Regions from separate parts of the Homo sapiens genome. Here region 2 is linked to region 1. The links are chromatin loops, found by intact Hi-C in ENCODE. Cell type or tissue: Calu3. All regions are shown on one strand. Each heading gives the region's core, and the rest is flanking DNA. Links, peaks and the distances in the headings are about the cores only. Region 1 has its middle 28 kb from the start of DCP1A. Region 2 overlaps CACNA1D (calcium voltage-gated channel subunit alpha1 D).

Region 1 (5,379 bases), core at 133-5,132:
GACAGAGCAAGACTCAAAAAAAAAAAAAAAAAAGAAAAGAAAAGAAACCTGCATATGTACCCTCAAATCTAAAATAAAAATTACACAGTAGCTCACACCTGTAATCCCAGCACTTTGGGAGGCCAAGACAGGAAGATCACTTGAGGCCAGGAGTTCCAGCCCCATCTGGACAACAAGTGAGACCTCATATCTAAAAAAAAAAAAAATTAAATTAAAGTTAAATGGAATGACTACAAATCAAAAATAAAAATAAAGTGATCTCTTGAGCTGCTCAGAATACTCTGTTACGGGATGGTAGCATGGACATCAATGAGGAGTTTATTGCAATTACCCAGACAAGAGCTAAAGGGGCTTAGACAAGGGGGTAGCTGTGATCATGAGAAGGGGTCAGATTCTGGATATATTTTGAAGGGAGGACCAAGAGGATTTGCTGATATATGCAATACAGGGAGTGAGAAAAACAGAGAAGTAAAGCATGACGACAAAATGTTTGGTCTGAGCCACTAGAGGGAAGGCTATGGGATGAGCAAGTTGAAGGACAGGAAGGTGTGGTGACTCGGGAGTCCTGTTTTGGTCGTGTTGATTTTGTATTGCATATTAGACATCCAAGAGTAGATGAATAGATTAGCTCTGGAATCAGAGGAAAGGTCCAAATTTAGGAGTTGATGCCATATATGTGTATGGGGTTTAAGCCCCTGAGACTGGAAGAGGGCCCCTGGAGAGTGAGTATGAAGAAGAGCAGAGATGCCCCAGCCCTGGGGCCTTAAGACAGCAGGAAGGGCCAGGCGCAGGGGCCCTCGCCTGTAATCCCAGCACTTGGGAGGCTGAGGTGGGTGGATCACTTGAGGCCAGGAGTTCAAGACCAGCCTGGCCAACGTGGCAATACCCCGTCTCTACTAAAAATACAAAAAAATTAGCTGGGTGTGGTGGCACACACCTGCAATCCCACTACTTGGGAGGCTGAGGCAGGAGAATCACTTGAACCCAGGAGGTGGAGGTTGCAGTGAGCCGAGATCATGCCAATCACTCCAGCCTGGGTGACAGAGCAACACTCTGTCTCAATAAAAAAACAAAGCTGAAAGAGAGAATGGGAGGAGAGGACCTGGAGAGAGACAGTACAGTACAGAATCCTCTTTAGAGAACCCAATGAATGAAAGAAAGCAAAGAGACAAAGAAGGTAGGGTCAACACAGGGTTTTCTGAAAATGAGGCCTCTGCGGAACCCTGTGTTTGCAGGAGCTAGGCACCCAAGCTCACCAGCAGTGCCTGTCCTACCAAGAATCAGAGGCCTCAGTCACCCCTCCGAGGGTACTACTGTGGGGCTGAACCCAGAAACTTCTCCTTTAACTTCAAGTGCACAACAGTAATAAGTGCTTTTATTTTTAGAGTCACTTACTATGCACCAGGCTCCCTAGACATCATTATTACCCCAACTTACAAAGGCAGAAGCAAAGACTTCTGCGAGAAAGGCAAGAATTAGGGAAGGCCTGCATGTGAGGAGAGAATGATCCAGTGGAAAGGGGAGAAAACTGGGAGAGGGGACAGTTGCTGGGGCAATGCTCTCCAGCGGTGCTGGCATGAAGCAGTTAGCTGCAAATAAATCCAGCAGCATGGTCTCACAGGACAGCATGCCAGGGACACAGATTTCTTAGGGGAGGAAAACTGTCACTGGGTTTGTTCTATTTAAGGGACCCAGAGAATGAATCTGTGATGCGTCCTCATCCTTGGGCAGCATCTTCCTGTAAACACTCTCCTATGATCAGGCCTTAAATCAGCTATGATTATTCTTCATTAATAACAGTCCCACCTAACAACTACACAGTACCCTCTTCCCAAGAGTCTTTCAATTTTTAAAATTATTTTTAGTTTTTCAAGAGGAAATGACAGAGAAAACAAAACATAATCCCGCTGTACAGATATATATTAATATATAAATAATATATAATATTAATATATATTTCAATATATATTATATATTACATAAAATATATATTATACATACATTTTTATAGTTATATTTTTATATAGTATATATTTTTATATACTTCATATATATGATTTTTTTTTAATTTTTTGTGTGTGTTTGTGGTAGGGTCTCACTCTGTCGCCCAGGCTGGAGTGCAGTGACACAGTCTTGGCTCACTGCAACCTCCACCTCCCGGGCTAAGCGATTCTCGTGTCTCAGCCTCCTGAGTAGCTGGAATTACAGGCTCACACCACCACAACTGGCTAATTTTTGTATTTTTTGTAGAGACAGGGTTTCACCATGTTGGCCAGGCTGGTCTCTAACTCCTGGACTCAGGAGATCTGCCCGCCTCAGCCTCCCAAAGTGCTGAGATTACAGGTATGAGCCACTGCACCCGGCTTATATATATATATTTTAAGACAGGATCTTACTGTGTTGCCCAGGCTGGAGTGCAGTGTCACCATCACAGCTGACTGCAGCCTCAAACTCCTGAGCTCCTCCCACCTCAGCCTCCCAAGTCTGGGACTACAGGCAGGAACCACAGCAGTGGCCCCCTGTTAATATTTTTAATAGAAATAATAAAATGAAGAGTAAAGCCTCCCTCCCCTGTCCTAGTCTATTCCGTAAAGATAACCACAGCTCTTTATTTTTCTAGAAAAAAATTGCATATATCACCTATATGTTTGAGTAAAAATTCATACACAAAACCCATCATGCTATAAATTACTACTCTGCACCTCAGTCTTAATATATCTTGGCAATTTTTATCTACATATTTATTTTAACGGTCATGGTGCACGTTTTAAAAAGTGCTTTGCCAGGCCATGCAGGTGGCTCATGCCTGTAATCCCAGCACTTTGGGAGGCCGAGGCGGGCAGATTACCTGAGGTCAGGAGTTTGAAACCAGCCTGACCAACATGGTGAAACCCCATCTCTATTAAAAATACAAAAATTAGCCAGGTGTGGTGGTGTGCGCCTGTAATCCCAGCTACTCGGGAGGCTGAGGCAAGAGAATCGCTTGAACCTGGGAGGCAGAGGTTGTGATGAGCCAAGATCGCGCCACTGTACTCCAGCCTGGGCGACAGAGCGAAACTCCGTCTCAAAGAAAAAAAGAAAAGCGCTTTGCCATTTGTCATATCTTAGTCTCATCGAAACACATTGAGAAAAGAATACTTTATTTTGCAGATAACAAAATTGACCCAGAGTGACATTAAGTGACCTGTCCAAGGTCTCCCGGGAGTTGGAAGCTGAGGCAATAGTAGACACTGGGTTCCTGTCACTCCCTGTACCACAGCGCCTCCCAGTGGCGTCCAGGTGACATTTTTCACCCACAGCACTACTGGGGCCATCCAACACACCCTCTTCCTCCACATAGTCCACCAGATCTCAGGAAAATTTTCATCCACATTATTAAGACCATCCCATAGTCAAAAGCAATATGTCTCTTTTTTTTTTTTTTTAGATGGAGTCTCACTCTGTCGCCCGGGCTGGAGTGCAGTGGCATGATCCCAGCTCAATGCAACCTCTGCCTCCTGGGTTCAAGCAATTCTCCTGCCTCAGCCTCCCGAGTAGCTGGGACTACGGGCACATGCCACCACTCCCAGTTAATTTTTGTATTTTTAGTAGAGATGGGATTTCACCATGTTGGCCAGGCTGGTCTCAAACTCCTGACCTCAAGTGGTCAGCCTGCACTGGCCTCCCAAAGTGTTAGGATTACAGGCATGAGCCACCACGCCAGGCCCCACTGTGTCTCATTTTTACAGACTTTCTTTATTCATGAAATAATTTTTATAGCCATTGCATTGGGATTTAAAATTCTAAATAGAAAGTTAAGTTGTACATCTTATAATATCTAATATTCTAAGCCTTTCAGAGTGGAAAGAGAAGATATGGATGCTAGGGTAAGTTACTTTTGATCAATTTTTTTTAAGTCCAATGTACAGAGTATGTTCAAATGTCTGTGGTTCTTAACTTTTTTGTGAGACACGGACCCTTTTGTTGAAAATCTGATGAAAGCTACCAATCCTCTCCGGTGACAAAAGCACAGACACCTAAAATCTTGCCTTCAATACCAAGGCATTCATTAGAACTTCTAAGGACCATCCACAGGCCCCAGGTAAAAAAGCATTGCAATAGGGCCGGGCGCGGTGGCTCAAGCCTGTAATCCCAGCACTTTGGGAGGCTGAGGCGGGCGGATCACAAGGTCAGGAGATCGAGACCATCTTGGCCGACATGGTGAAACCCCGTCTCTACTAAAAATACAAAAAAAATTAGCCGGGCGTGGTGGTGGGCGCCTGTAGTCCCAACTACTGGGGAGGCTGAGGCAGGAGAATGGCGTGAACCCGGGAGGCAGAGCTTGCAGTGAGCGTAGATTGCGCCACTGCACTCCAGCCTGGGAGACAGAGCAAGACTCCATCTCAAAAAAAAAAAAGCATTGCAATAATGATTTAGTCCCCCGATTTTGCTATACCAAGTATATCTACATTACCAGCAGTGTCACAACATGCTTTTAATTCATTCTTACTTTTAACATATATGCCAAATCTCAGCTAAGTTGGCTATTTGTGGGTATATCAGTATAAGTTCAATTAGCACAGAAAATCTGAAAACCCTGAAATATTTTCTTTCAGTTTTTTTAGAGAATTAACTTTTCCATTGACAAGGCTGATCAACAAAAAGACATTTAAATTAAGATTTGACTTATATTATACAATGATACTTGACACTCATCTTACACTGAAAACAAAACCAAACCAAAGGGAAGTCCAGACTTGGATACGGTGAAGAGTGGTGGAGGGGATACAGGATTCATCTCATCAACTAATCACTTCTTTCAGAAATATAATTAACCTTAGGAGCAGACAAAATTTACTCTGTGGCTTTGGGGTGGGCAAAAAACACTCCATATAGAAAATCCTTTATTCTACCATCTTTCAAATCTTCCATTCTAATTAGGGTATCCTTTTCTGAGGTGCCTTAAGAATCATCTTCTGGCCAGATACAGTGGCTCACGCCTATAATCCCAGCACTTTGGGAGGTCAACACAGGCAGATCACTTGAGGCCAGGAGTTCAAGACCCACCTGGCCAACATGGCAAAATCCCATCTCGACTAAAAATACAAAAATTAGCCAGGCGTGGTGGTGGGCATCTGTAATCCCAGCTACTTGGGAGGCTGAGGTGGGAGGATCACTTGAACTCAGGAGGTGGAGGTTGCAGTGAGCCGAGATGGCACCACTGCATTCCAGCCTGGGCTTCAGGAGTGAGACTCCGTCTCAAAAAAAAAAGCCTCTTCCTTCCTAAGAAGGCTGATTTCCTCATTGTAAGGGAGTCTGCAAATAGCATTACCGTTAAGTAACAGCAAAGTACTGTATCAATGTTTTTCTTCACATAATTAAAACAGCCTTTAATTTCCC
Region 2 (5,379 bases), core at 306-5,305, 140 kb before region 1:
AAAGTTACAGAGCAGGGACTCAAAGCCAGGCCACCGGACTCCAAATTCAGCATTCTCTCCATGACATCCCTCACACTCAGTGCTGGGCACAGCACTGCAACAGTGAAGAAAGTGACCACAGACCTCATTTGTCATCTTATGGGTTTATTCCCTCAGCAAAGAGTCATTTAAGTTAACGCCTCCTAGCTTCATCTGCCTCACCTGCAAAATGGGGACGCTAGTAACTACCGTATGGCTTGTCGTCCAGATAGGCAACACAGAAAAAATGCTGGGCCTGGTGCCTGCAATCAAAAGGTGCAGGCCCCAAGACACAGGCCCTACTAGTTCATTGCACAGAGGGGAACATACTTCCATGAAGCCATCAATGTGGCCACAAACACCAACCCGAGTCCTCACACTGTACTTGGTCTTTCTGCTTTCAGTCACAGGGCTCCCTGCCGCTGAAAATGCTGACCTCAGCGTCTCAGCAGGAGGCCTTTCTGCTGCAGCACCACTCACCCAGTGCCCCCACCAGGCTTCCACACAGCGCTATGCTGTGGGTGAGCCCTGAGCTATGAGTAGAAACTAGCCCCTTGCTGAGGAAAGGGAAGGGAAGGGAAGGGCACACTCCTCTTTCCAACCTCCGTGGACTAGGCCACAATAAGGGAAAAAATCATAAGGCAAAGAAAGGCAGCAATCATGGAAGAACACAGGGATTTAACAGGTGTGCCGTGTGACTGATTCTCAAAACCCTATGGCACTTCAAGGGGGGTATAGGAAAAGATTCCCCCAGTGCTCAGATACTGCCAAACCTTAAACTTCACTGGGAGGTAAGACTCTCTTGAACTATTCTTGACCAGTTAACTAATGCCTTCTGGTAAATGAGAGCTCCCTCGCACATTATTTGTATTGACTCCTCACAAAGATCCCACATGAAAAGTGAGATGAGAATTATTATCTCTGTTTTACAGATGAGGAAGCCAGACCAAGGGAGGTGAGATCATTTGTTCATTCCCAAACCCAGTCAGTCAGCATCAAACCTAGAAACCAAACCAAGATCTGTCTTCCTCCAGAGTCTCCACTCTCCTGATACGGTGGAAGGCTGAAGAGAGAGAGAGCCAGAGCAGGGCAGAGCCTAAATGCCTGAGAAAGTGGGACTAGATGCACAAGGAAATCAATGGGCCAGCATCTGTTGTTCACAGAGGGTTCCCTTGCAAAATCGCCTTTAATCCTCTCAACAACATGACTATTAATAATGCTATGATCCCCATCTTACAGGTGAGAAAACAGAGGTCAGGGACCACATGTCAGAGAAGCAAGCCCATCACCTGGGTCCTGAGGAGCCCTAGCTCTGGCAAGCCAGCTCCCATCTGTGAGCCTTGGTCTCTTACCCGAGTGACCTGCAGGGAGGACTCCATGACACGAGGAACACAGTGTGGCAGAAAGGGCAGGAGAGGTCCACATCCTAATTCTGCTGCTTACTTGCTGTTTGCTCTTGGGCAAGTCATTCAACTGCCCCACACCTTGGCTGCCTGGTGTGTCAAATATCAGCAATGTTCACAAGGCTGCTGTGAGGATAAAAATCAGACCCTATGATGAAGTGCCGTATAGGCCGTCCCTGACCACGCAGGTGTTAGTGATTGTTTTCACGACTCCAAATCTAGGAACTGCACGACCATCGGGCCAGAATCCCCCTGACATCGTTGTGCTCCTTAGCTCCTGCTTTATTTCCTCTTCTGAGCAACATTTAAGTCAAGAGACAATCAGGGGCTCCCACCTGGGCCAAGCAGAGAACAAGAGACACCTGGTGGATTTCAAGTCGGCTGAGAAAGTCACACGTAAAGAAACCACCAAGCCTTGTGGGTAGTGTGCTGAGCTTTGAACTTTTTACCCCGGACCACCATGTAGAGGCAGGCTTCAGTCTTCTAGCTGCAGCAGAATCAGATCCTGACCATTAAACTAGCCCCCTCTCTGTCCTTGGTGTTCCAAGGGAATTAACCACCCTTTATTGTCTAAATGATGATGGGGTATGGTCCAGGTCTAGGCCCTCCTATGGCCAGCAGGCTCATTTTCAGTTCATTTCTTCACCAGATCCGCTGCAAAACCCTCTATGACCACTAAAGTCTTAGGCTATTCGGTGGGACAGATGCACTAGCTCAGTCTGGTAAGAACACCTAAAAAAATGGCTTTAGAAATTAAACTCCAATCCAAGCAAACTGTCCAGGAAGCTCTTCTAGTATGGCAGGAGGGACCCATCACTATCCAATCCTCCATCCAGCCAGCTCTTCACCAGGTGCCCCAGAGCAAGCCGGCTGGTCTTCCCAAGCCTCAGTTTCTTCATCTACAGCTAAGGCTAACGACACCTACCTCACAGGACTGCTGTGAGGCTGAAGCCCATCTTAAACCTCTGGCTCACAGCACAGTGCTTTCTAGGAGCCAGGGCCTGTGATAACACCTTTAGCCATTTTATTTCCTCTTCCACAGAGAAAGAGCAGATGCAGAAAGGGCTTGACCCAGTCACAGAGCCAGTGAAAGGCAAAGCTGGGACTGAATCCTAACCTGGAAAGTTTCTATGCCAGTCCCCAGACCTTGGTTCCAATCACTAATCAAAAGCATGAATGTGAAGCCTAGCCAGAGAGACCCCCACCCCCCACGCCCCCAAAAGGTTCTGCCGTCAGCTCCCCCATGGTCTCCTCTCTGGCTCTGCCCTTTGGTCATACCCTCCTCCGCTTGGTGTTTAGGCATCATCAGCCTGTGAGCCTGGACTCCCTTTCATGGCCTAGTACTTGAGCGTGGGCGCTTGAGTCAGAAGTCCGGGTGTGAATCCTGGCCCTGCCAATTACCAGGAGCACGGCCTCGTGCAAGCAATATAACCATTTCTAGCCTTGTTTCCTCACCTGTAAAATGAGGATTTTTTTAACAGTATCTCCCTTGTGGGTTTATGGTAAAGATTAAATGGGAATTAGAGGAGATTACAGTCATGCATAGCTTAACAACAGGTATAAACAACAGGGTCCTGAAAAGTGCATTGTTAGGCAATTTCATCACTGTGTGAACACGGAGTGTACTTACACAGACCTAGATGGTACCACCTACTACATACCTAGGTTATATGGGATCGCCTGTTGCTGCTAGGCCACAAACCTGTACAGCATGTGACTGTGCTGAATACTATAGGCAATTATAACACCAGTTGTATCTAAATATACAAAAGGTACAGTAAAAATACTGTATAAAAGCCAAAATACAGTACACCTGTAGAGGGCACTCACCATGAATGGAGCTTGCAGGACTGGAAGTTGCTCTGAGTGAGTCAGTAGTGATGAGTGAATGTGAAAGCCTACACTACCATACACTTTATAAATACCGTACACTCAGACTACATTGAATTTACTTATTTTTATTTTTTCAGACGGGGTCTCAGTCACCTAGGATGGAATAAAGTGGCACAATCTCGGCTTACTGCAATCTCCATCACCCAGGCTCAAGTGATTCTCCCACCTCAGCCTCCTGAGTAGCTGCAATCACAGGCGTGTGCCACCACGCCCAGCTAATTTTTTTGTATTTTTGGTAGAGACGAGGTTTCACCAGCTGGTCTCGAACTCCTGAACTCAAGCAATCTGCCCACCTCGTCCTCCCAAAGTGCTAGGATTACAGGTGTGAGGCACGCCTGGCTACCAAATTTATTTTTAAAATAAAGTAATTGTGCTACAATGTTACAAAGGCACAATGACTACGATGTCACTAGGCAACAAGAATTTTTTAGCTCCATTATAATCTTATGGGACCACCGACTTTGATCTTGGCTGATGAACTGAAACACTGTTATTCAGCACAGGACCCTATATAGAAAGCCCACCTAGCTCAGCAATGTCAGCCAATGTCAGCTAGTAACAAAGGCAATAACCACTGTGCCTCCAGTTATAGTCAGAAAGACAGGGCAAGCTAACCACACAAAAACAAGAAACTGAGGAAAGACCCACTGCATTTGTTAGCCAGCTCTGCTGATTCTCTCCTGCCCTACTACATCCGCTGGCCTGTGCCCTGGCTATTTCCATAAAATAAATGTGGCAATCTATGGTCAAATGATTTCTACAGGTTGGTATGTATGAAGAAAGCAATAAAGTATTTTATGAAATTAAGCAGGGGAGGGAGAGGTGATGGAAACTATCTTTCGGAAGATGTATTATGGCAAAAACCGTCATTAGGTTTGCACCGACCTAATACTACACAAAGAAAATAATTGAAGAGATAATGAAAAGTTGACTCAATGCCCAGCTTGCTTTAAAGAGACAATCTTTTGTCATCACTGCCCCTGCTGTTCTTAGACCCTGTCCCTTGGTCAGATAGGAGATGCCCAACTTCAACCTGGAGTCATAGTTGTAACTGAGGTGGGTAGGAAGAAAACAGATTGGGAGACAGATGCTCTGCCCTACATCCCCATGCGGTTCGTCTCTCACTGTGTAACCCAGGGCAGGTCATGCTGGCGGGTCTGAAAAAGGAACAGACCCATATGGAGGTTTCTGATGTCCTCTCCAATCCCAACCTCATCATGTCTGTGATTCCTCATTCAGGGTCAATCAAAACCAGGCGGTCTAACCTACTATTGTCCCACCTGGCTTTAATAACATCAATTAACTGATTCATTTGGCCAACCTAAAACACGCCAAAGCTTTCTCTACCCCACCACACTAGTACCAACCCATGGATGTCTAGGAAAAGATTTATTAAACACCTGTCTTTTACCAAATTCTAGCTGGCTGTCTCTACTTTGCCACATTCTAATTTAGAATTTTGGATGTTTTAATTTCACTCCCACCAGATAAAAATTCTGAAAAGAGCTTTAGAAAGATTCACCATTAATTTATATTTCAATAATTCAGAATTTGTGTAAGCCTACAGAGAAGTACAATTTTGCATTATCGTGAAAAAAGACCAAGGGGCTAATTACTGACATAAAAGGGCAGCATTTTACCCATTTAAGCTGCTTTCACACCGTTTCAAAGCAGTCATTTAAATATAAACAGTGTTTCATTATACCCTGTTGTTATCTATTTACTGAAGAATATTCAAGGATTTCTTATTTTTAAAAATATTGGTCATTTATTTAAATTACATTAGAGTAAAATAATAAAACCACATATATTCAAATATGGTTTTACGGGGGCAGGGGAGGATGTTCTTTGCATAAATTCCTGTATCCCTTTGTATTTTGAGTTAAACCAAGTTAGCACAAAGAGGGAATGTGTCTAATGGGACTATATTTTACCCGTAATAAATGCTTTAAAAAGTACTTTATGAATGATTAAATAATGGCTATGTTAAACTACTCTTTTTTCATCTTCCCAGCTTTCATCCTATACTAATTTATATAATCAAAAAGCAGCGTTTTTATAGAAA

Evidence for each region. Peaks named below come from ENCODE experiments on the same cell type or tissue, not always from the same donor. Only the 100,000 strongest peaks of a DNase experiment are listed, where the experiment ranks them.
Region 2: a loop joins it to region 1, with 6 times the contacts of the local background. A loop is called at or near these places in 7 of 110 quality-filtered maps.

What each region holds. Positions count from the first base shown.
Region 1 is chr3:53,373,082-53,378,460 of GRCh38, reverse strand. No RefSeq gene overlaps it. Among named protein-coding and RNA genes, the nearest start is that of DCP1A, 28 kb to the right of the region's middle. RefSeq lists a silencer at 3,178-3,227. In Calu3, for the core only: a CTCF peak has its summit at 3,248 (motif pointing left); a DNase peak (open chromatin) is centred at 3,240.
Region 2 is chr3:53,511,639-53,517,017 of GRCh38, reverse strand. All of the region lies in intron 3 of CACNA1D (calcium voltage-gated channel subunit alpha1 D), which reads right to left. Among named protein-coding and RNA genes, the nearest start is that of CACNA1D, 20 kb to the right of the region's middle. RefSeq lists an enhancer at 4,674-5,175. In Calu3, for the core only: a CTCF peak has its summit at 3,244 (motif pointing right); a DNase peak (open chromatin) is centred at 3,257.